Regions from separate parts of the Mus musculus genome. Here region 1 is linked to region 2. The links are chromatin loops, found by intact Hi-C in ENCODE. Cell type or tissue: left cerebral cortex. All regions are shown on one strand. Links, peaks and the distances in the headings refer to the core of each region. The heading gives the core; the rest is flanking DNA. Region 1 overlaps Gm39270. Region 2 overlaps Zfp469 (zinc finger protein 469).

The links. Hi-C counts contacts between places; a loop is a spot of excess contacts. Peaks named below come from ENCODE experiments on the same cell type or tissue, not always from the same donor. Only the 100,000 strongest peaks of a DNase experiment are listed, where the experiment ranks them.
Region 1: it touches region 2 in a loop (7-fold over the local background); 23 of 42 quality-filtered maps call a loop at or near these places.

The regions. Positions count from the first base shown.
Region 1 is chr8:122,363,837-122,375,320 of GRCm38, forward strand. Gm39270 reads right to left here. Exons shown (of 2, transcript XM_030243895.1): 2 at 9,455-9,704. Among named protein-coding and RNA genes, the nearest start is that of Trhr2, 6.8 kb to the left of the region's middle. In left cerebral cortex, for the core only: a CTCF peak has its summit at 6,017 (motif pointing left); DNase peaks (open chromatin) are centred at 4,910, 5,541 and 5,995; H3K27ac peaks cover 309 bases.
Region 2 is chr8:122,266,052-122,277,535 of GRCm38, forward strand. Zfp469 (zinc finger protein 469) reads left to right here. Exons shown (of 3, transcript NM_001362883.1): 3 at 1-6,599. The coding sequence ends at 5,313. Gm39269 (a long non-coding RNA gene) reads right to left here. Exons shown (of 3, transcript XR_879285.3): 3 at 7,827-11,484. Among named protein-coding and RNA genes, the nearest start is that of Zfpm1, 10 kb to the right of the region's middle. In left cerebral cortex, for the core only: CTCF peaks have their summits at 3,580 (motif pointing left) and 7,284 (motif pointing right); DNase peaks (open chromatin) are centred at 3,082, 3,497 and 7,288; H3K4me3 peaks cover 656 bases; H3K27ac peaks cover 647 bases.

The DNA.
Region 1 (11,484 bases), core at 1,187-9,186, 97 kb after region 2:
CTTTGGAAGGGCGATGATGTCACCCATAATTTGGAGACATGACACAAATTGTTGCATGGGGAGGGGCCAGGTTGTTTACAGAGAAAATCTTGACCTGTTGGTTTATCTGTACAGGGTTTGTGGGAGAGCGACAAGGGAATGGAGATTACTGAGATATCCAAGTCAGGTGAATACGTGATGGGCACGTCTGTGGCATACCTGCCTGATGGGTGGGATTCGCATAGCAAGCAGAGATGCTTTGAGAACAGATATTACACGCCCTGGGGGGACGCATCAAGGATGGAGGTATCAGCAAACAGCTGATAGCACAGGCAGCCTGGAGGGAGACAGGGAGAAGAGGCTGGCCTTTCTATATCAGCCTGAGACTTAGCAGTAGGACCAGATGAGAGAGAGTACATGGAGATGTTGGCCTGTTGCTTTTTATGTCTGGGGGGGGGGGGTCAAAAGGGAATAGCACCTGTATTCGACCAGAACCTATGGGGAAGGAACTTAAAAGTGGCAAGATACTCCTCTGGTCCAGCCTGTAACATAACGGCAAAACCGATATCCTGACATGCAGACCAGGGCCTTAACAAAGTCAGTGTGGAAGACTAAGTGACCAGAACACTGGGTAACAGAGCTGGTGGGACTAGGGAACATTTAGAATGAGCAATGCAGGAATCCTTTGCCACCTGACTTGTGAGGCTTGGGACATGGGGTCAGATGGCATTAACCTGAAGAATGCTGCCGAAGCGGAGAAGAAGCTGGGCAAGGCGGCTGCCCATCCCTTCCTTGAGTCAAAGGCTTCACAGTACAGAGCAGCGCAGCAGAGTGAGGGGTCAGTCCCTGGTGGAATGGCGCAGAGGAGCTGCTAGGGATACCTGGCTATCTATCCATAGTCGAGGTCTCCCTGAATATCAGGGACTAGAAAACAGAACGGGAGGCCATAAGAGAATTGGGCAGGTGGGAAGTGGTGTTAGGAGCCCAGTTCACGAGCCCATCAAGACTTTATTTATGGGAGACCTAAGAGACGGATTCAGCAAGGACAGCGAGACCAGTATGAAGCGCTGCAGCTATGCTGAGCCTCATAATAGGTGGGGACCTAGTCTTAGAGTTTTACCGCTGTGAACAGACACCATGACCAAGGCAACTCATATAAGGACAACATTTAATTGGGGCTGGCTTACAGGTTCAGAGGTTCAGTCCATTATCATCAAGGTGGGAGCATGGCAGCATCCAGGCAGGCATGGTGCAGGAGGAGCTGAGAGTTCAACACTTTGTTCTGAAGGCAAACAGGAGATGGCATCATCAGGCAGCTAAGAGGAAGCTCTCAAAGCCCATCTGCTCATTGATACACTTCCTCCAACAAGGCCACGCCTACTCCAACAAGGCCACACCTCCAAATAGTTCCACTCCCTGGGCCAAGTATATTCAAACCGCCACAGACCTATATGAACCAGGAGAGGCTTTGGCCCACCTAAATGACTCAATATACACCCTGGTTTTCAAGGTGCTAAAGCAGGTAGGAGCAAGAAAGAGGAGAGAGCCAAGCAGAAGGGCCTCTCTTGTGTCTCCTGAACACAGGTATAGCTGGATTTGTGTCACACAGGAATCCCTAGGGATAAAATTCATGAGCAACCAAACTCTGGGTTGGTTGACTAACGTGTGGAGAGCTTTAAGGCAGGCCAGCTACAACTCACCAGAGGAGTAAAAGTGACCAGGGAAAAAAATGACCAGGAGATGCAGTAGGTTTGCTTGTCCCCCACACTGATAAAGAATGTCCCTTGGAGGGCTGGAGAGATGGCTCAGTGGTTAAGAGCACTGACTGCTCTTCCGAAGGTCCTGAGTTCAAATCCCAGCAACTACATGGTGGCTCACAACCATCTGTAATGGGATCTGATGCCCTCTTCTGCTGTGTCTGAAGACAGCTACAGTGTATTAGATATAATAATAAATAAATCTTTAGAACAGAGCAGGCAGGGCCAACTGAAGCAAGCAGAGGTCCTGAATTCAAATTCCCAGCAACCACATGATGGCTTACAACCATCAGTACAGCTACAGTGTACTCATATATACATAAAATAAATAAATAAATCTTTTTAAAAAATGTCCCTTGGATGGGAGTCTTCCCAGCCACTCCTCGAAGGGATGGGCAAGGTTGAACTCACCTGTGAGGGCCACACAGGATAACAGGAGATGCCATATTGATGACTTATTGATCACTCATCAATAAATATGCAGGTTACACGGGCCCCAGTGGATACTGGAGCAGGATGCAGATCGATTCTGTTACCCACAAACGCACCAGGGTCATTAGATAGTGGCTGATGGGTATAGAGGATAAAACCTGCAGCCATGCTGAGCCTCAAAATAGGTGGGGACCTAATCTTAGGGTTTTACTGCTGTGAACAGACACCATGACCAAGGCAACTCTTATAAGGACAACATTGCATTGGGGCTGGCTTAGGGTTCCGGAGGTTCAGGCCATTTATCATCATGGTGGGAACATGGCAGCATCTAGGCAGGCATGGTGCTGGAGGATTTGAGAGTTCTACATCTTGTTCTGAAGGGCTGAAGACTGGCTTCCAGGCAGCTAGGATGAGGATCTTAAAGCCCATACCCTCAATGACACACTTCCTCCAATAAGACCACACCTACTCCAACAAGGCCACACCTCCAAATAGTGCCATTCCCTGGGTCGAGCATATACAAACCATGACATTCCACTCCCTGACCCCCAAAGACTGTTCAAACATATGAGTCTACGGGGGCCACACCTAGACATAGCATAATACAAAATATATTTAATCCAACTTCAAAAGTCCCCATAGTCTATTAGCAGTCTCAACAATGTTAAAAGTCCAAAGTTCAGCTAGGCAGAACTTTTTTGGTGGTGCACACCTTTAATCCCAGCACTTGGGAGGCAGAGGCAGGTGGATTTCTGTGTTCAAGGCCAGCCTGGTCTACAGAGTGAGTTTCAGGGCATCCAAGGCTACACAGAGAAACCCTGTCTTGAAAAAAAAAAATCTCTTCTGAGATTCATCCAATCACTTAACTGTAATTCCCAAGACAAGACAAGAAACCAGCTGGGCAAACTCCAAACTCTGCATCTCCATGGCTGATGTCAAAGCAGTCTTGAGATCTCCCAACTCCTTTTTCACCTTCAAACTTCTTTCTTCTGGGCTGGTTCTACTCCGTTAGCAGCTTTCCTCAGGTATCCCACGGCTCTGGCATCTCGAACATCTTGGAGTCTCCAAAGCAACTTCAATGTTACAGCTTCTTGTTCCAATGTCTGGGATCCACACATGATATTCTGGGCTTCTCCAAAGGGCTGGCAGTTCTCCTCCAGCTCTGCCCTCTGTAGCACTCTAAGCTCAGGTTGATCCACTCCACTGCTGCTGCTGTTCTTGGTGGTCATCTCATGGCACTGGTAACTCCAATACGCTGGGGTCTTCCTCAGCAACTAGGCTTCACCAGTAGCCTCTCATAGGCTTTCTTCATGATGCCAAGCCTCAACTTCTTTGCGTGACCTTCTCAATCCTGGGCCATCAGCTGCAACTGAGGCTGCATCTTCACCAATGGCCTTCCCTGGCCTCTCACAGTGCCAAGCCTCAGCTGTTCTCCATAATGTCTTCATTTCTTTAAAACCAGTACCACCTTGGTGACTCTTATACATTACCAAGTCCAGCTGCTGCACAAGGTACAATCTTGGCTATCTCTGCAACACGGCTTCTTTGTGCTCTCAGAAAAACACTTCCTAGAAGATTTCACTTCAGTGATGCTAGTCTCTTCTTAATCACCACTAATGTCTTAGCTCTTGCTAACCAGCACCATTGTCCCAGTAGTCCCCTCCTCTTCTTGACTCTAAAGCCAGAGCCACATGGCTGAAGCTGCTGAGTTCTGCTGCTTGCTGGGGCTGGAACATGGCCCCACCTCCAAATCGTGTCACTCTCTGGGCCAAGCATGTACAAACCATCACAATGATAGTGAACTTAACCTCAAACTGTAAGCCAGCCCCAATCAAACGTTTTCCTTTATAAGAATTGCCACAGTCACAGTGTCTCTTCACAACAATAGAAACCCCCACTAAGGCTCCAAGCAGGAGTGGGTCCTGTGGCAACACAAATGAACAGGAACACTATGTAAATTGTTGTGTTGGGTGGAGACGATGCCCCAGTTGAGGTACCTGCTGGGCATTTTTGTTTACATCCACAGGCTACTACCATTGTGGTACACGACTATCCTCCTAACCATATAATGGTTACCATCTTTGTGCCCACTTGCAAAACCCACCCAAGCTAGGCTTGTTGACTGTTTATATATCCTCATAGGAGGAAGGGGTGGCAGGGCCAGGGACCCCTTACCAGCCACTCCATGCAGGGAGGAGCTAGGGTATGTTAGCACAAAGATTGAGTATGTTCCATCTGTGCAGCTACGAGAAAGCCGCCATCTGTGCCAGATGTGCGTGGCCATTTGAAGAGAGCTAGCACTAACGCACCAGCAAATAACCTGTCACCTGTGCTTTCTACGGAAGCCCAAGAGATCCACTGGTCCTGCAGAATAAAGTTCAGTGTAATCGTAACTCAGTTTGTTGTTGAGAGCCGAGGAGGAGGCTGTAGCGCTGTTTACATCTCCATCTGAGAAGAAATTTAACAATACACGTGCAGGGAACCTATCTGTGGGGTTCACATCCTTCCATAAGAGTACCCCAAGTGCACAGGAAATGGCACTGTGCCTGAAAGCCTGGCAAGCCACTCTGCTACAGAGGCCATGGAGTCAGGCTAAGCTGCATTCACGCGTCCTGGCCTTATCACGTGGAGAAGAACCGCCTGCTGAGTCCATCAGCCTACAGTAAAGTGAGAGGCAGGGATGTGGTCTGGGAATCCTGGTTACACACAGCAGAAAACCGGCAGCTGACTGCAGAGTCTTGAACAGATTCTCTACCCATGAGTCACCTCTACCTCTGTTAACACGATCACCACCCAAATATAAATTTCTAAGCAAGCCAACGTGCTTTGCGTCTTTACGCCGACTTTATTTCCCTGTGTGCATCTGCCTTATGTAGCTGTCACCCTCACAATTATGGTGAGCACACCCTCACAGTTCACCTTCTGCATCTGACCTGGAGCTGACCGTACCTCTCACGAGGGTTCAGCACAGCATACTCCCAAACGCACGGGGAAGGTGTTCACAGTTCTCAGCCAGACAATAGCCAGCTATAATGCTCATAGCTGTGGGACAGATACTAGCTCTGTCTTGGGCCCATGGAGGAGGTCGAGAGTGGGGCTTCTTAAACTTTCTGCTCATGATCTCTTTGAAAGCCCAAGAGAATTTTACATGACCTAGGTTCATAAGGATATAAAATATGCACATAAGCTTGTACTGATAATCTCAAGCTTATTTTTATAAAATTACTTGGAGCTGAGGCGATGTTGCTAAGTTTAGCAGAGTGTTTGCCTAGTGCACACTTGAGGGTTTGAGTTCTGTCTCCAGCACTCAAGGCATGGTGGCGCATACCTGCAGGAAGATCAGAAGTTTAAGGTCATCTGTGGCGACACGGCAAGTTCAAGGGCAGCCTGTGTTGTGTTACATGTAACCCTGCATACATACACTTCTGAATAGAGGAAGGAGCTGACCCCACGTAGGCCCTTTGCCACAGTCACTGGCTCACCCAAACCAGGAGCTGAGGCTCTTCGATGCAGAAGGAAGAGGAAAAGAAAAAAAAGCCAGCAGAAGCCAGGGGTCTCGGGATCCTCTATCCAGCCTCCCTGGGTTAAGAACCTTGGCTGAGAGATGTTGAATAAGGTAGATGGGATCCCAGCTGGGCAGAGGACAGCCTAAAGTTGACAGGACTGGTAAAACCCTCCACGCCAGAGAGTGGGCCCCCTGCTGATCCAGCCGGACTCTTTCTCCTTGCCTCAGAAGTAGAGGTCCCTCGCATTCAGAGTGAGTCTGCTTTAAGCTGAGTTCACAGCTGGCCAGCCAGAACAGGGTCAGTTGCAAAGCAGAGCTCTACTCTGGCACGCCCTCTGGTGACCACATGAAGAATCAGTAAGGCGGTCCATTCTAAAATTCAGACAAAATCATTTGTCAGCTACTCTTGACATTACGGAGAGTGAAGGCTGAGCAAACATGTATGGCTATGTCCACGCATGCCTTGAGAATGTAGAGACTGTAGGCCTGGGAGCCTTGCAGGGAGGGCAGTGGAAAATGAGACCTGCACTTCCCAACGTTTCCTGTTTCCTCCGCTGGGGTATTCAGGTGGACAACAGGCAGACCTCGAAACCCAGGGCTTCTAGAGGTGTTCGGGTCAGAGCCTGGGCCTTGCAGCCACATTAAATAAACCTTTCTCTGCACTTCACTACCACTTGTCTGATGAACTGGCATGCTGAATCTGGGTGACTGAGCCTTGGTCGTTAGGGCTACAAGGCTCCGGCTTCTGACTCTGTGCCGCATGTCCCAAGAGGAGCGACACACACACACACACACACACACACACACACACACACACACGGCAACAGGTTGGGCAGTTTCAGCCAGGTGGAACTGTTTGGTGTACACTTTGTAAAAGTCAAATTGTACATTTTAGGGACTGGAGAGATGGCTCAGTGGGTAAGAGCACTGACTGTTCTTTCGCAGGTTCCGAGTTCAAAGAGTTCAAATCCCAGCAACCACATGGTAGCTCACAACCATCTATAATGAGATCGGGTGCCCTCTTCTGGTGTGTCTGAAGACAGCTACATATAATACACATAACAATAAATAAAGCTTTAAAAAGTTGTATGCTTTATATGACTTTTTATTGCTTGTACGTTGTCTCATTATAGTCCCCAGTTTAGAAAGCCAGCCCCTCCCCCGCACCTCTCCCTCTGCGTACCCCCCACCCCCAATCTCCCTCCTTCGTGCTCTCAAGAGGCAGCTATTTTCCATTCTTTCGTCTTTGCAGGCATTTCCCTAGCATTTATCCTGATGATATCTTTCCTATGCTGTTTCCAAGCCTTTCCCTCCTGTCTGCCCTGGAACTCCTCATCTTCCTGCTGCCTCCCAAGGTCTCGGTTTATAGGCGGGCACCACCACTGCAGTTCATACTGACAGCCCCCAGACACTTGCCTCTCTACACATCATTCACACCCCCGCTGGCAGTCTGTGTGACTCACTTGCTCCACACCTTTCTTGGTTTTGTTTTCTGGTTTTTGTTTGTTTGTTTTGTTTTTTGAGACAGGGTTTCTCTGTGCAGTTACTTGCTCTGTGGACTAGACCTGGTCTCGAACTCACAGAGAGGTAGGTACCTGCCTGCCTCTGCCTCCTGAGTGCTGGGATTAAAGTCGTGCAACACACACACACACACACACAGACTCATGGTTGGTTGGTTTTGCTTTTGTCAACTTGACACCAGCTTGACTTACCTGAGAAGAGGGACTTCGGTAACTCATCATTTGTTACTTGTCGGGTTCTTCTTTCTTCCACCCTTCTCCACCATTTTCCCACCCTTCCAACCCCCTCACACTATATAGAGAAGAAAGGGTTAGAAGGGGGGTGTCGTTAGCCTTAGATTACTTCCTGTTGATTAAGGACAAGTTCCTTGGGGGCAAGTTTGATCTTTGCTGTCAGGATATCTAATTTCTTCTTTCTTCTCTGCTGTGACTACTCAGCAAGCCTAGCATTTATAGACCCTCTGAAAAGTCCCCAGAATTCCAAACATCACACAATCACAGAAACTTGTAGTAAAAACCAATTTAAGCCCACCCTCCACTAGCTTAACCAATAAACGAGTCTTGGACTATGGTTCTTTTATTTGACTTTGACAGTTTGTGGGGGGTGACCCCTAATCTACTCTTCTAACTGCAGATCTGGCCACCTCCCCAGTGGTGTACCCCGCATACTTATTGTTTCTCCTGGCCATGTGCTCATGGGTTCATCCCCTTTCTCCTTCCTCCTTCTCCCCCTCTCCTCCCCCAACCAGGTCACCCCAAACCTACTTACCTCCAATCCCTCAGTAATTGGTCGTAGCCTATTTTATGTAACCAATAATTTTAAGTCTAGGAACAAGGTTTGCACAACCAAAGCTTGTAACCTTGACAAGTCACTCCTAGGCCTAGACTGTCAGGTACAGAATTTGCATACTGACCAAACCTCGACAGAAACTGTCTGCAGCTGGCAAAAGCCACGCCCCTGCTAGATTACCAGCCCGATCTTTGGCAGCCGCTGTGGACAGCCTGAAGCAGCCCGAGATCCCACACCTGGGATTAAATGGAAACTTATTCTTATATTTCTGTATCTTCTAAATATTTTATTTATTATTTTATGTAAGTCCACTGTAGCTATCTTTAGACACACCAGAAGAGGGCATCATATCTTACTACAGATGGTTGTGAGCCACCATGTGGTTGCTGGGATTTGAACTCAGAACTTCGGAAGAGCAGTCAGTGCTCTTACCCGCTGAGCCATCTCACCAGCCCTTCTGTATTTTTTTTTTTAAAAGAAAACAAAATTCCACAATTGTCACTACAAACTTCAACTGAGAAAATGCCTCCACTGGCTTGTCTGTAGACAAGGCCATGTGGTGTTTTCAATTAATGACTTGGATGGCAGGGCTCATATCAATGTGGCCGGTGCCACCCCTGAGCAGAGGTAGTCTTCAAGACTGCAAGGAGGCAGCCAATAACCAGCATTCCTCCCAGTGTGTTTCAGCCCTGACTTCCCTCCATGCAGGACTATAAACTGTGCTGTTGTTGTTGCTGTGTTTCTTTTGCTTTTCACGACAGGGTTTCTCTGTGTAGCCCTGGCCGTCCTGACTCACTCTGTAGACCAGACTGGTCTCAAACTCAGATCTGCTTGCCTCTGCCTCCTCGGTGCTAGCTACACCATCACCCATCCTGCCAGGCAACTAGACTATATATAAACTGTAAGCTGAAATCGACCCTTTCCTCCCCAGGTTGCTTTTGTGATGCTATTTTTGACACAGCAAAAACAATGATCCTCTGTGTTTCTTCTGCCATTTGACGTTTTCAATATAATTTATAGAGTTTCACCCCTGCTTCCAAATAGTATCTTTATATATTCCAGATTTATGTAATTTTTAACAATTGCAACATTGTTAGTGTGTAGTATTAGTTACAATATTGAAATATCTTCTGATAAATATTTGGGCCATTTCCACAACTTTTCCCTGTATTTTTAAAAAAGATTTATTTATTTATTTTATGTATGTGAGTATACTGTAGCTGTACAGATGGTTGTGAACCTTCATGTGGTTGTTGGGAATTGAGTTTTTAGGACCTCTGCTCACTACGGACAATTCTGCTCCCTCAGTCCCTGCTCGCTCCGGCCCAAAGATTTATTTATTATTATAGATAAGTACACTGTAGCTGACTTCAGACACACCAGAAGAGGGCGTCAGATCTCATTACAAGTGGTTGTGAGCCACCATGTGGTTGCTGGGATTTGACTCAGGACCTTCGGAAGAGCAGTCGGGTGCTCTTACCTGCTGAGCCATCTCGCCAGCCATATATATATATTTTTTGGTGTCTCCTCTTGTCCATGTCTCCTGGATCCCAAGGTCACCCACCAATCTCACATACTTGGAATATCAGAATCACCTGGGTCTGTTGAATGGAGACTGCAGGGATTTCTGGTGTAGAACACTCTGCCGGGGGCATGCCTTGATTGGCAGGGCTGAGTAGTACACACAGGTGGCACCTCTCCCCAGTACATCTGGAGGGTGGCTGAAAAGAATTCCATCCATGGTAAGACCCAGGCGTGAATAAATGTGAATCAGACAGAGGGGTTTCAGGTAGTTTGAGAGGCCCATGCGAAGAGCTGGTGTCTTTAGTTAGGGTTTTTTATTGCTGCAATGAAGCACCATGACCAAAGCTAGTTGGGTGAGGAAAGGGTTTATTTGGTTTACACTCCCACAGCACTGTTCTTCATCGTCATCGTCATTATCAGCACCATCGAAGGAAGTCGGGACAGGAACTCAAGCAGGGCAGAGGCTATGGAGGGGTGCTGCTCACTGGCTTGCTCCCTATGGCTCAGTCAGCCTGCTTTCTCAGAGGACCCAGAAACTCCAGCCCAGGGATAACACCATGCACTAATGACTGGGCTTTCCCCTCATCAATCACTAATTTACAAAATGCCCTATGGCTGGATCTTATGGGGGCAGCATTTTCTCAGTTGAGGTTCCTTCCTTTCAGGTGACTCTAGCTCATGTCAAGTTGACGAAAGAAAGAAAGAAAGAAAGAAAGAAAGAAAGAAAGAGAGAGAGAGAGAGAGAGAGAGAGAGAGAGAGAGAGAGAAGAAAAGAAAATCCCATCCAGCACACCTGGGGACAGGAAAGAGGATGTGAGTATGGGAGAAATGGGCCAGGGACACCAGGCCATAGGAGGCGGGGCACCAGGAGTGTAGCTTTTATCTTGTGGCTGAAGAAGCCACTGCAGGAGTTGCTGAAATTGGGTTCTAAATGAAGCAAGAGTGAGAAGAGGGGACTTTGGTATTAACTCAGGCAAGAGCCAGGGATGGAGAGCATAGAGAACAGGAGGGAAGTTCAGAATCCATCTGGAAGGCCGACTCGTTCCCCAGTTCATCTCCCCAGCCTCTACTGATTGCATTTCTGCGGTGGCCACCAACATCTTATGAAGTGTTTGTCTGACCATCTCAGAGCTCTGTATGACTCAGAGACACAGAACTGACAGAATGAGTGTGTATGTGGTTGCGAGCCTTCATGTGGTTGTGAGGAATTGAACTTAGGACCCCTGCTCACTCCAGTCAACCCTGCTCTCTCAGTCCCTGCTCGCTTACTATAAATAAGTACACTGTAGCTGTCTTCAGACATACCCAAAGAAGGCGTCAAATCTCATTATGGGTGGTTGTGGGTCACCATGTGGTTGCTGGGATTTGAACTCAGGACCTTTGGAAGAGCAGTCAGAGCTTTTACCCGCTGAGCCATCTCGCCTATTTTATATTTTTATATAAATTGAATATTATGCAGCTTGCACTGCCATGCTAACTACTCAAGTCTGGTCTCTTAGTTACTGCTCTATTGCTGTCAAAAAGCACCACAACCAAGGCACTCCTTATAAAAAGGAATCATTTAATTAGGGGCTCACAGTTTCAGAGATTAGTCAGTCCATCATCATGGAGGGGAGCATGGTAGCATGCAGGTGGACAATGTCTAGTTTTAGACCCCATTATAAGGGACCAAGGTGCATATTTTACATAGCTAAGCAGACCTGGCAACTCCCCTGGCCTCAGTCCTTGGGGTCAGTGAGCTCGCGGGCAAGCAGCTTCCCAGTAAACCTGGCTTGAATAAGATCTAATCTGGCTTGATTCGGCTCATTTCACTGGGTAGCTTGAGCAGTTGGTGTTAATTTTCTTCCAGAGGTGGGAGGCCAGCGTGGCCTAATCCTGGCTTGCAGATGGCTGCTTTCTCACTGTCTCCTCAGATGGTGGTGGTGGTGGTGTATGAAAAGAGATATACATATATACATGCACACATACATAGGAGAG
Region 2 (11,484 bases), core at 2,306-10,305:
AGTAAGCCACTAGCACCTTCCTCCTACAGAGACCTACCCAGCCCCGATGATCAGCCAACCTGTCCTGTCTTGGTACCTCTGGGTGCCAGTTATGGCCTAACCACCAAAGAGGCTGAACCCCCAGCATCCCCTACACTATTGGTGACAAGCTGCTGTGGCCCTGAAGAGCCTTTATCCCAGCACTCTCTGCTGGGGACCAGCAGTCCCAAGGACCCTCCCGTAGGCTCACTTGGCTCCATCAGTTTCTCGGCCCCTGTATTACTAGAGAGGAACAGCCCCAAGGGCATCGCAGTAAGAACATTAGAAGATTCTGGAAAAGAGGAGCTGAGGCTATCTCCTGCCCATTCCTCCGCTCCTCCCCTAGGGGATCCCAGCTCCCCTAAAATGACCATCGAAGCTGCCCCTCTGACCAGCATTGCCCCCAAAGATGGCCTAGATTCAGGTGAGACACTTGAGGTGCCAGCCCCCCACTGCATGGGAGCCCCATCCCTCAGCAACCCAGAAAGGACATACTCCAAGGGCCCTTCCTTAGGGCCTGTGAGCAGCACTCCTTGCCCTGGCCACGGGGAAGGCCGCGGCATTATAGCTGTGCCCACAGACCTTGCCACACTGGAGACTACAGGGCCAGACTCTCAAATCTGCCAAGAAGATGGGGCAGACGTCAGCATCAAGGAACAGGACAACCCAGAAACACCTGGGACAAGACACTGCAATGTGACAAAGGTAGCCAGAGCCAATGCCCGAGGCATGCCCACAGGGCTCCACTTGACCCTAGAAACTCCTCTGAGCGGCACATCCAGCGACTCCAGGTCTGACTCTCCTCAGTACCACATCAGTATCTCCCATCGCCCTCCCCAGAAGAACTTCTCCGACCCCCAAGACCATAAACGGAGGCCCCGTGGACTGAACAAAAAGCCAGAGCATGCAGAGCAGACCCCAGCTGAGCTACCCGAGACCTGCCAGCTCTGCTCAGCCTCCTTCCGCTCCAAAGCGGGCTTAAGCCGGCACAAAGCCAGGAAGCACCGGCCACAAAGGGAACCTAGATCCCTGCTGAGCCCCATGCCTGTGCCTGCTTGCCAGCCTTCAGATCCCATGACCAAAGCATGCCAGACTCCTGGGAAGAAAAGCCACAAGGTGTCTGAGAAGGGAAGACCGAGTCGCCCGGCCCTGGGGGCTGGCCGCTCTTCTGGACCACCTCCCCTCCAGGACACCATGGGTCCTGAGATACTAAAAAGGACTAGTGAGAAATCTGAGGGAGCTGGGACACTAGACACTCCCCTCAGCCAGCACCCACCCACCCTAGGCCTCAGTGAGCAAGGAGAGAGTGCAGAGGTTCCTGCCTCAAAACCAAGGAGAGCAGACAGATGGGGAACAAACCAGCTCCATCCTGACCAGACAGAAGTGAGGGGCAAGAGGCAAGGTGGACAGCCTGCCGATTCCCCCAGCCACCCAGAGAGGAAACCTAACAGGAAAGGGGTAAAGCTGAGGGCAAGGAGGCAGAAGCATGGTCCCGGAGGCACTACCCACGTGACTTCAGACCTACCAACCGCCTGTGGCCATCCTCTCATCCCCCTGAGCCTCTCGCCTGAGGGAGGATGCAGGCCAGCTGTCAGGCCTCCACCTCCATCCTCCACAGGAGGACCCAGAGCACTGGAAGATGCTGAAGACGTTGGTCCAGGGGCCCTGTGTACAGAGGAGGTACCAGCACAGAAGGCCCCCCAAGAGCATCCGGTCTGTCAAGGGACGATAGAGAAGGAGCATCCGGTGGAACAGAAGGCCACCTGGACACAGTGGTTCTGGGGACCAGAAGAGGCCACGGCATCGGACATTAGTGGAGAACCTTCACGGGCTATTGAGAGCCAGCCTACAGAGGACCACACAGGAGTCAAAGGCAGGTCCGATGAGGGCACTGGGAAAGGGACACCTGACTTACCTGACAGGACACACAGTTCTGAAGTGGACAACACCATCAGTAGCTACCCCCAGGGACCTATCAAAGACCCGGAAACCCAGAATGAAGTCCACGGGTCGGATGGCGCCCCCAGCCCAGAGCAAAGGGACCCTCCAGACTTGTTCGATGATGACATCTCCTTCTCTCGGCTCTTCCCCCTGGATGGCCGCCTCACTCAGAAGAACCTACGAGTCTATGGGAAGCGCTGCCAAAGGCCAAAGTGCCCATCACCGAAGGAGCCCATCGCTGAGGTGATAAACAGTGTCTCACTCGGCTCCACGCGCCTGCCTACCGATCTCAGTGACTCGGGCTCTCTCTGCCTGTCCCGAGAGGAAGAGGATGTGTGGGATGATGAAGTCATGAGTTTGCCCGAGTCCCTCCTCCTCGATGGCCTTCTAAGCAATAAGACACCTGGCCTTGACCCATGGACCCCCAGCCTCAGCCTGTGGGCCCTGGAATCCGACAGGCAAACCAGCTGCGTGGAGGAGAAGCCTTCCTGCTTGATGGAGAACCAAGATGAATGGTCAGAGCCCATCCCGCAGCTGCACATGGTCCCAGCAGCCTGGCGGGACCTGGAACACTGTAGCCCAGCCTGTGAGACAGCCTCTTCTGTTGGAGACATGAGCCCGGAACCCCCTAACCTAGAAAGGGAACATGACAACAGGCCTCCTGGAAATGCCAGCCTGCCCCCACTTTACGTTAAGGACTTTGAGGCTCTCAGCACCCAGCTGGAGATACAAGACCTGTGCTTTCTGAGACCCTGTAGTGACCTTGTTGAACTCTCTAACCCAGGCGCCCTAGACTTCCAGGTCACAGCAAATTCACAAGGCCCTCCAGACAAAAGAATGGAGGGAACTGCCCGGGCCAGACGAGCCAAAGGCAGAGACCTGCGGGTGAAGGGCAAGAGGGCCTCCTACAAGTGCAGGGTGTGCTTCCAGCGGTTCCATAGCCTGGGCGAGCTGGATCTCCATAAGCTGTCGCACAGCCCCTCGCCGCCCCCAACTTGCTACCTGTGCGTGGAGCGCAGATTCAGTTCCCGGGAGCTTCTACGGGAGCACTTGTGGGAGAAGCACGTGCAGGGCAAAGCAGGGCCGTGGGCCTGTGGCATGTGCCTGAAGGAGGTGGCTGATGTCTGGATGTACAACCAGCACCTTCGGGAGCACGCAGCCCGCTTTGCCCGAAATGGCCAGGCGCGGCGAGCCTTAGGAGACCTGCCCGGGTGCTTGGAAGGGGAAAGCGCCCTCACGCACTTCCTGAACACCATTGTGGAGCGAGCATCCAAACCCCAGAGGACCAAGCGCTCGATCGGCAAAGACAGTAGGGAGCCATCAGAGCAGGAAGGAGACGCTGGAAAGAAAACCCCAAGAAGGATGAAGCGCAAGGCACGTGCCTCGGTCACCCCCAGCCAAGATGGCGCCGAAGGAGGCAGCCTATCCGTTCTGACCAGCAGTTCTGCCACCTGCTCTGACTCTGCCAAGACGCCCCCCGCCCCGTCCCCAGACCCTTGGTCCCACGGCGAGTCCCCGCTCCAAGCTGTACCAGTGCACGAGGACTGCAAGGACCCCTCCCGTGACTGCCACCACTGTGGGAAGCAGTTCCCCAAGCCCTTCAAGCTGCAGCGCCACCTGGCGGTGCACAGCCCACAGCGCGTCTACCTGTGTCCCCGGTGCCCGCAGGTCTACCCTGAGCCCTGGGAGCTGAAGGTACACCTGGGCCTGACCCACGGGGTGACAGAGGAGAAGGAGCTCCCACACGTGCCTCTCTATGCCTGTGAGCTCTGCGCCAATGTCATGCACGTCATCAGGAGGTCCTTTGTCTGCAGCTCCTGCAACTACACCTTTGCAAAGAAGGAGCAATTCGACAGGCACATGGGCAAGCACCTGAGTTGCGACCTGCAGCCCTTCACACTCCGGAGTGTTAAGCGGCCAGGGGTTCCTAGGAGGAAGACCCGTGTCTCCCAGGATGTGCTACCCAGCAAGCAGAACAGGCTGATGGCGCCCTTCAGTCCCCCTGAGCTCAGCACTGACAGAATCCCCTCCACAACCAGCCCTACACCAAGTGAGGTGTCCCTTCCTGCACTGCCCCTAGCGCCTAGCCTCATCCTGGACCAGCCCAGTTCTCAAGAGAACCCTGTGGACCAGGCAGACCACTCACCCAGGGGGAACAACCTACCACTGAGTGGCCAGGATCTTCCACCTCCGTCTCTGTCTCCTTTCTCAGCTGCCTCAGCTGAAGGTACAGGCGGCTGCTGCAAGCTGAACAGAACCCTGGAGAAACCAGAACACGAGGCTTCCTTGGGAAGCCTTGAGCCATGTAAATGGCAGGCTCTGGTAGGGGAAAAGAGGGCCCTTCACCTGTTCCCAGGAAAACACAAGAGTCCAGGCAACGGAGACAAGTGTGCCCCTGGGTGTTCCCCAGGGCACCCCTCTCAGCTCCAGGAGAGGCTAGTGACCACACACCACATGGCACCTGAGGGGAGAATAGAGGGTCCCTCCCAGAAGGGCAATGCCACCAAACCAGGAGCCTACTCAAGTACCTCCCATCACAGAGCAGCAGAGCCCACCAAAAAAGCACTGAAGCCACCAGCACCACCCCGAAAACCAGGAGGGATGGGGATCCCAGCCGCAGAGCTGGTCTTGAGTCCTGAGGACAGGGTAAAGCCCAACACTTCTAAAGGTAAACTGCGAGGCACCCCTCAGAGCAGTGGAGGGCTCCAGCCTGGCACTCAGACAGGGGGTGGCAGCCAGCCCCAGCCAACCAGTGGGCAGCTCCAAAGTGAGATGGCCTCCACCCCTACTGAGCCCAGCTGTCCTAGCTGGGCGAGCTCCACCCCGGACCAGCCCCCACCTCGAGCCCACACCAAGGGTAGCACCAGAGGGCCTGGGGACGCTGTTCATCAGGGGGTCCAAGTGCATTCAAGTCCCAGGGAGAAAAGAGAAAGCCATGGAAGACAAAGGAAGGGCCAGGCCCTGGGACTGGGCAGACATGGAAGCGTGGGAAACACTGGGAAAGCCCCCTTGGCCCCCGACAAGTCATCCAGGGCCCCCCGAAAGCAAGCAACTCCCAGCCGAGTTCCCCCTGTCAAGTCGAGACCCAGTGGCCAGAGCAGCAGGGCAAGGCCACAGCCATCAGCACAGCGGAAAGGGGATCCAGGCCACACTTCAGAAAAGGGCTCTTTGCCCCAGGCAAGAGCCCTGTCCAGGCCCTACAAAAGGGTCAGAGCTCTCCATGTCAGTGGTGTTGCGCCTATGGAGCCCCGAGACCGCCGGACTGCAGAAGCCCAGAGCGACCTCCTCAGTCAGCTGTTTGGGCAGAAGCTGACCAGCTTCAGAATCCCTCTGAAGAAGGACAGTTCCCAGTGACCCAAAAGAGAGGATGCGTGGGTGCCCGGCTGATGGGCTTCTGTCTGGCCTCCAGCATTGGAGACAGCTCCCTGGTAGACCCACTGCCTGTTTCTCTGCACCTGAGTTTCCAGATTCGAGGCCTGAGAACAGGGCTTTGGCTGGAAGGCTGGGAAGGACCGGTCTCTACCGCCCAGGGATCACCTGCTTCCCTAGTGTCAAGTACTTGAAGAGAGCAGGTTGCATCCCATCACCGCCACCACACCCTGTTGGCCAGGTGTCTCGTGCTGTAAAGCTTGTGTTTGAGGGTTTGCACAGGGTTCCCCGTCTCTTAGCAGGGAAGCACACAGTGGCAGCTGCCTTTTCTGCTGCCATTGTTAAAATTCCAAAGTGTCATGGGAGAGGGCCATGCTGTCTACTTGGGCCATTTCTGAGCCACCTGGTCTTTGACAGCATGACAGGACCACCCTCCCCCACCCGCAACCACAAAATCGCGCTGGCCTCCAGCTGCACTGCTGATCTCTGCAGCACCTTGTCCCCACCCCACCCCACCCCCCACCCCTGGAACTGGGTTCCTATAGGGAATGCAAGAAGGCCCTTCATGGCCAGCATCCTGTGGGTCCCTCAGCCCTACGGCCCCTTCCTAGTGCCTTCTTTCCCCATGGGGCTCCAACTCTAGGTCCCAGAAAGCCTGGTCCAAAGGCTCTGGTGCTACTCCCGTGCTGTAATGTGAATACAGGCTCCCTGGTCTTCTTTGAACCACGGGATGATTAGAGTGGGGAGACCTAGCCAGAGAGGCTGCAGCCCAGGACTCAAGAGAGAGCCTCATCCACCGGTCTCCCCAGTTGAGCTCCAGCCCAGGGTCCCAGCAGTGAAGGGACCCCCCAGGCTGGGCTGTGGGTCTGGTCTGTGCACTGGCACAAGCCTGCCAACTGCACACCTGCCTGATATAGCGTTGTGTATCAAAGTGGGCAGAGGGAGAGGTTTCCCATTCCTCCTAGGAGTCTTAGAGATTCCTGCCTTACTTTGTTGTGTAGTTTGTTGGCTTTTTGGGGTTTTCTTGTTTTTTGTATTTTTGTTCTTGTTTTTGTTTTTTAGCTTTGGTGCAATGTGAGTGTCAAAAGGTTTTATTTTGACATTTTAAACAAGACCAAATCAGGCCCAAACTGCCTCCATAGAAGGTGCTGGGGTCTTTCAGAATGCCTCCTTCCAATGGATAAAGACGTGGGCAGCCCCCCCCCCAGGTTGTACTGTAAAAGCTACAGCTAATTTGTCTTTTCAAATATATTCCCACTATTTTCGCAGAAGCCCCGTGGCTATGTAGCATCTGTCCTCGCTCCCACTTCTCACCAGAGCCCCGATGTGGCCCAGGCAACATTTGTTCTGTCTGTTGTACCCCAGGGTCATTGTGTGCTATAAGCCAAGCCAAAGCTGTGGGGACACTTCAACCAGGTTCCCAGGGGATAGGAATTGTCTAAGATGGATTTAGGGAAATAGGGAAGTGGGCAAGGTGGCAGAAGCCAGGCCAGAAAGGGAGGGGAGGGGTTTGACTATACAAGGCCCTCACTCCTTAGTGTTGGGGCTGGGAAGCTCAGGGGAGTGACTGTCTGATCTGGGCCTTAGAAAAGGTTTGATAGACTCAAAATGAAGACCCAATGGGCCAACCAGGTCCACTGTCCTGCCCTGTCCTTTCCTCTGAGCAGGAGTCTGGGAGTACTGTGGTTAGCAACAGCTCCAACGCCTCAGACTAGGGTTGAGTGTCATGTGTCATGTGTCACAGACTGGCGGAACTCTGCAGGCTCACACGCCCTTAAGAGGGGACTCTGAGGGCAATTTCTTGGAGCCATCTAGGCTATGTTCAGAGTTTGACGGGAGTAAGCCGAGCCTCTGTTCATATCCCCCCTTACTCCTATGCTCCCTCTTCCCCACTCCCAGGCCATCCTGTGACCAGTAGACACACAGAGGGCATAACCCCAGCCTGACCACCAGGTGGCAGCATCTACTCAAACGGGGAGCCTGACTTGCCACCTGTGTGCAGATGCAGCCCTGGAGGCGCCTCAAAGTGCAGCAGACAGAACTAGGGCTCTCCAAACACAGTCAGGGACCCTGTCAGCTCATGGGGCCCACACTGATTAATGTTCACACATGTATAGGCGCTCTCTGAAAGCACACCTGCTCAGCCTTCAGGACATATATTCCAGATCCTCACTGCCCACCTGGAAAGTACTTTGATGTAAGCCATCTGGGGTGTATCTGGGAGGCAAGGGCCTGACACTGAAGGAGCCATGGGTAAGTTTCCCTGCGGAGCACACTGAGAGCCAAGAAACAGCGAGTTACCCAGAAGGGTCCCAGCCCTGGGAATCATTGGGGCCACAAACCTTTTCCTTGACCTTAGGCAGGACCTATCTCAGCCTGACTACGGAGGAGGGGAGGAGAGATGACCATGCCCATAGTGAGATGGAAGACAGGGGACAGGTAGAAACTTCCAGTTTCACCTGGGGACCAGGCAGCATAGCCAGCCACACAGACAGAGCTTGGCTCAGGTGGACTGCATTCTCTGATGGAGAAACAGAGCACCCAGGAAGCACGGCATGTTTATTGTATAGAGCTGAACAGAGAGAGTTATTGAATACAGCTGAACAGGGGGCGGGGTTTACCGTGTGCAGCTGGATGGAGGAGGCTGGGTTTGCTAATCTGGGTAGGCACAGTCTCTACAGGGAGCCGTCTTCAGGCTGTAGACATCCACGGTGTCCATTTTCTGCACACACTATCAACGCCCACACATGGACCAGGAGAGCAGGCTTTGCCATCTCCCTCTGGGTCTGAGACTAGGGTCGTTGACAGGGCTCTGCTTTCACTCAGAGCTTCCTCTGCTCCCCTCAGGCTGCTTCGGATGCTACCTTTCCTTGGCTTGCTGCAGAGCCTTACAGAATCTGTGCTCCTGGGCGTAGGAAAGTGTGGCCAGTATGGGGAGAACTGAAAGCCCGGCATTGGGCAGGCAAGATGGTGGCTCTGTGGGTAAAGGCGCTTAGTGTAGAACCCACAAAAAGGCAGAAGGAGAAAGCCAACTCCCATGTCTTCTGACCTTCAAATACACACGCACCCTCACACACAATAGGGTAACAAAAGGCAGGCTCCAAAAAGGCACATTTAGTGGAATAGATGCTGCCTGGGTATACGAGGGGACAGCGTAGTGCTAGGTGCCCATGGCTGGGTCCCTTGTGGTGTTCCCATGAGGCATTGGGGCTGGTAGATTCCAGAGCCCACAGGAAAACACACACTTGTCCATGGTACATGGCCAGGCAGACCGAGTTGTGGCACACATATCCATTCAACCTCCAGCATCAGAGATGAGTGAGCTAGGATGGGCCTCAAGGGACGGTCCCCAATACCCTGGGGGTGGGGCATCAGACACAATGAGATCCATACTGCTGCCCTCTCCGTTTGCAAGGGAACCCAAGGTCACAGGCCACTTTCACACAGGACACTGTCTGCCTCCCCGACTGTTGGCACAGCCTTGAGGGTAAAAGGTCAAGGTCACTCACTGGTCTCCAGCTCCGTGGAGGCAGGGAAAGGCAACAGGGGTAGTCCACCTAGGCCCAGGGTTTGCCTGGGAATGGATAAGCGGCACAGCCTCAGTCTCCATTTTTCAGGACACCTCCCCCCGTGATGTTTCTGGGTCCCTAGGAGGAGAGCATAGAGCTTGCCCACACTGTTGATAGTGGCAAGACTTGCCTGTCTCCTCTGGCCCCAAGCGGACATCATGCTCAACACACATCCCGCTACCCTGGCTGGCATTCATAGCTTTCTCCTCAGCCCCGACTCCAGGCGGAAGCTGGCTGGCACAGAACAGTGTGGACTCCACCACCAAACCTTGCCCCCATGACAAGCAGTCACTGATAAGACAAAGCAGAGGAAACAGCAGGGGTGGGGGGAGGAAGGGGGAGCTTAGGGGGGGGCACAGAGGTGATCCACACTGCTCTGTGCTCCTACTGCAGGCTGCAAAGTGACATCACACACAGCTTCCATAGTCCCCAGCAGACCAGAATGGGGTCCCTCTCACGGTGTAGAGCAGGACATAAGACAAAGGCTACCCGTGCTCCAATATGGAAGTGGGGGAAGGATGGCACACAGTAGCTGCAGCCAAGAGAGGGCTAGAGGTCCACCCAGGTGATGCTCGTCTCCTTGCTCCAACCCTGCTGAGCCCCACGAGGACGACTGTGGGTCTAGCATTGCCATTGAGGTCCTGTTCCAAACAGACTGTCCACTGTTTACCCAGGACAGCTATGGCTGCCAGGCAGACCTCCCTCCACCTGAGCATGGCTGAGGGTTGGCGGAGCCCTGGGGACACGGGGACTCTGCCTATGCCTGCAGCCACCCAGAGAATCTTGCCTTTCACTTGCACCAAGGACTCCTCCAAGGACCACATGACTACATCTTGGATACACACCCCAGTGTGAAGCTCTCTCTCTCTCTCTCTCTCTCTCTCTCTCTCTGTGTGTGTGTGTGTGTGTGTGTTTGTCTGTCTGTCTGTCTGTCTGTCTCTCTGTCTGTCTGCCCTTTTTGATTCTTCTGCATCACCTTAAATTCTGCTTAAAAATAACAGTGTGTTCCCCCAGCATCTTGTCATCAGCAACCATGGGAGCCATAGCACATGACCTTCCTCTCTGGCTACCACTGGTCTTGATCTGAGTTCCTCACACCATAGGCTCCCATGCCTAGATTATGGCTGCTGGCCCTGGACGTCCAGAAAGGCTCCTCCCAGCCTTCATCTGTAGCCGCTGAGTACCCACCCATGCATGACGACTGCCCAGGAACTCCTACCCCAGCAGCCAAAGCTGAATACAGGATTCCACATGGGTGCTGACTGAGCAGAGCCTGGCCCTGTCTCCCTACTCCACCTCCCTCACTCCAGCAGTCACAGTCAGCTGAGGCGCTGTGATGGTTGAAGGCCTAAGCAAGCTTCCTAGTGACATTAGCCTCAGGCCAGCCTAATATTACCCAAGGGTTTAAAAAGCTTGCACATGCAACATCCTTGCTGACTCCCCATTGGCCGAAGCAGGTCTTGTGGCCAGAACATGGGTGAGCCTAGGAGATCTGGGTGAGGGCTAGGAGTGAGGCCTGCTCAGCCTACACCTCCCTCCGCCCCCAGATATCAGTCGCCTCCCTTACCTCCAGTCCCATTCTGGTCATTTTATCACCAGCCTCCCCGAGCCACAGCTATACTGAGGACCGCCTCTGAGTCAGCTTTGCAGTTACTACAACACAATGCCAGAGGCAACCAAGCAGACAGAGAGAAAGGTTCCAATGAACTCATAGCTCTGGAGGTTGAGGGTGGGCAAGCACCTGCATCTACCCACTTCTGGAGGGTAGTGGGTGAAGGAGCTAGCATCCATGGTCAGAGATCATAGGAAAAGCAAACTTCACATGTTATTAGGAGTGGAGAGAGCCCAGGAGGGTATAGGGACTCCCTGTCCCTTCAATTGCACATCCCAGTGATCGAACAGCATCTACTGGACCATAGCTTGAGAAGGTCTCAGTACCCCTGAACATGTGAGAGAAAAAGCTCTAACATAGGCTTTAAGGGGAGACTCGGTATCCCCCCAGCACCCCATGGCGTTTCCTCCTTCTTGACTTCCCAGGACACCTATCCTTCCTGTGTAGTCTACACCCACCCACTGTGTTTAGCCTTCCAGGGTTCCCACAGAACCAGCGTCTAACCTTCCAGGACTGTCCACAGCCCACTGCCACCTTACAGTCTCATTCTGTCCTCTGCCACCCGCTGCGTCTGACCTTCCCCTGTATCCCAGACACTCATTGTTCCCGTCCACCATCTCCCTCTTTCTCCAGCCTGCACAGCGGTGACGGATGTCTGAGGTTCACCGCCTCATCTCAGTACGCCAACCTGGCCCATCGCCTTTTGTGGGGAGAAGGAAGGGAAGGAGGAACGGAGGCGGGGTAGAAGCCGGGGACCTGTGAGGTGACACAGATGAGGCGTGGTGAATGTGCAGAAGGAAGCAGGTCGTGCCAGTGACATGTTCTCCTGACCTCGAGGTGGTGTCCAAGGGAGGATGTGTTTCTGGCCACACCCTTGCCCGGAGGGCAGATTAAAGTCACATGAGAAGCAACACGAAGGGCGGATCTTGGCTGATGCCCACCGTATCCAAAGTCGGCAGCATCTAGGCATAAGCC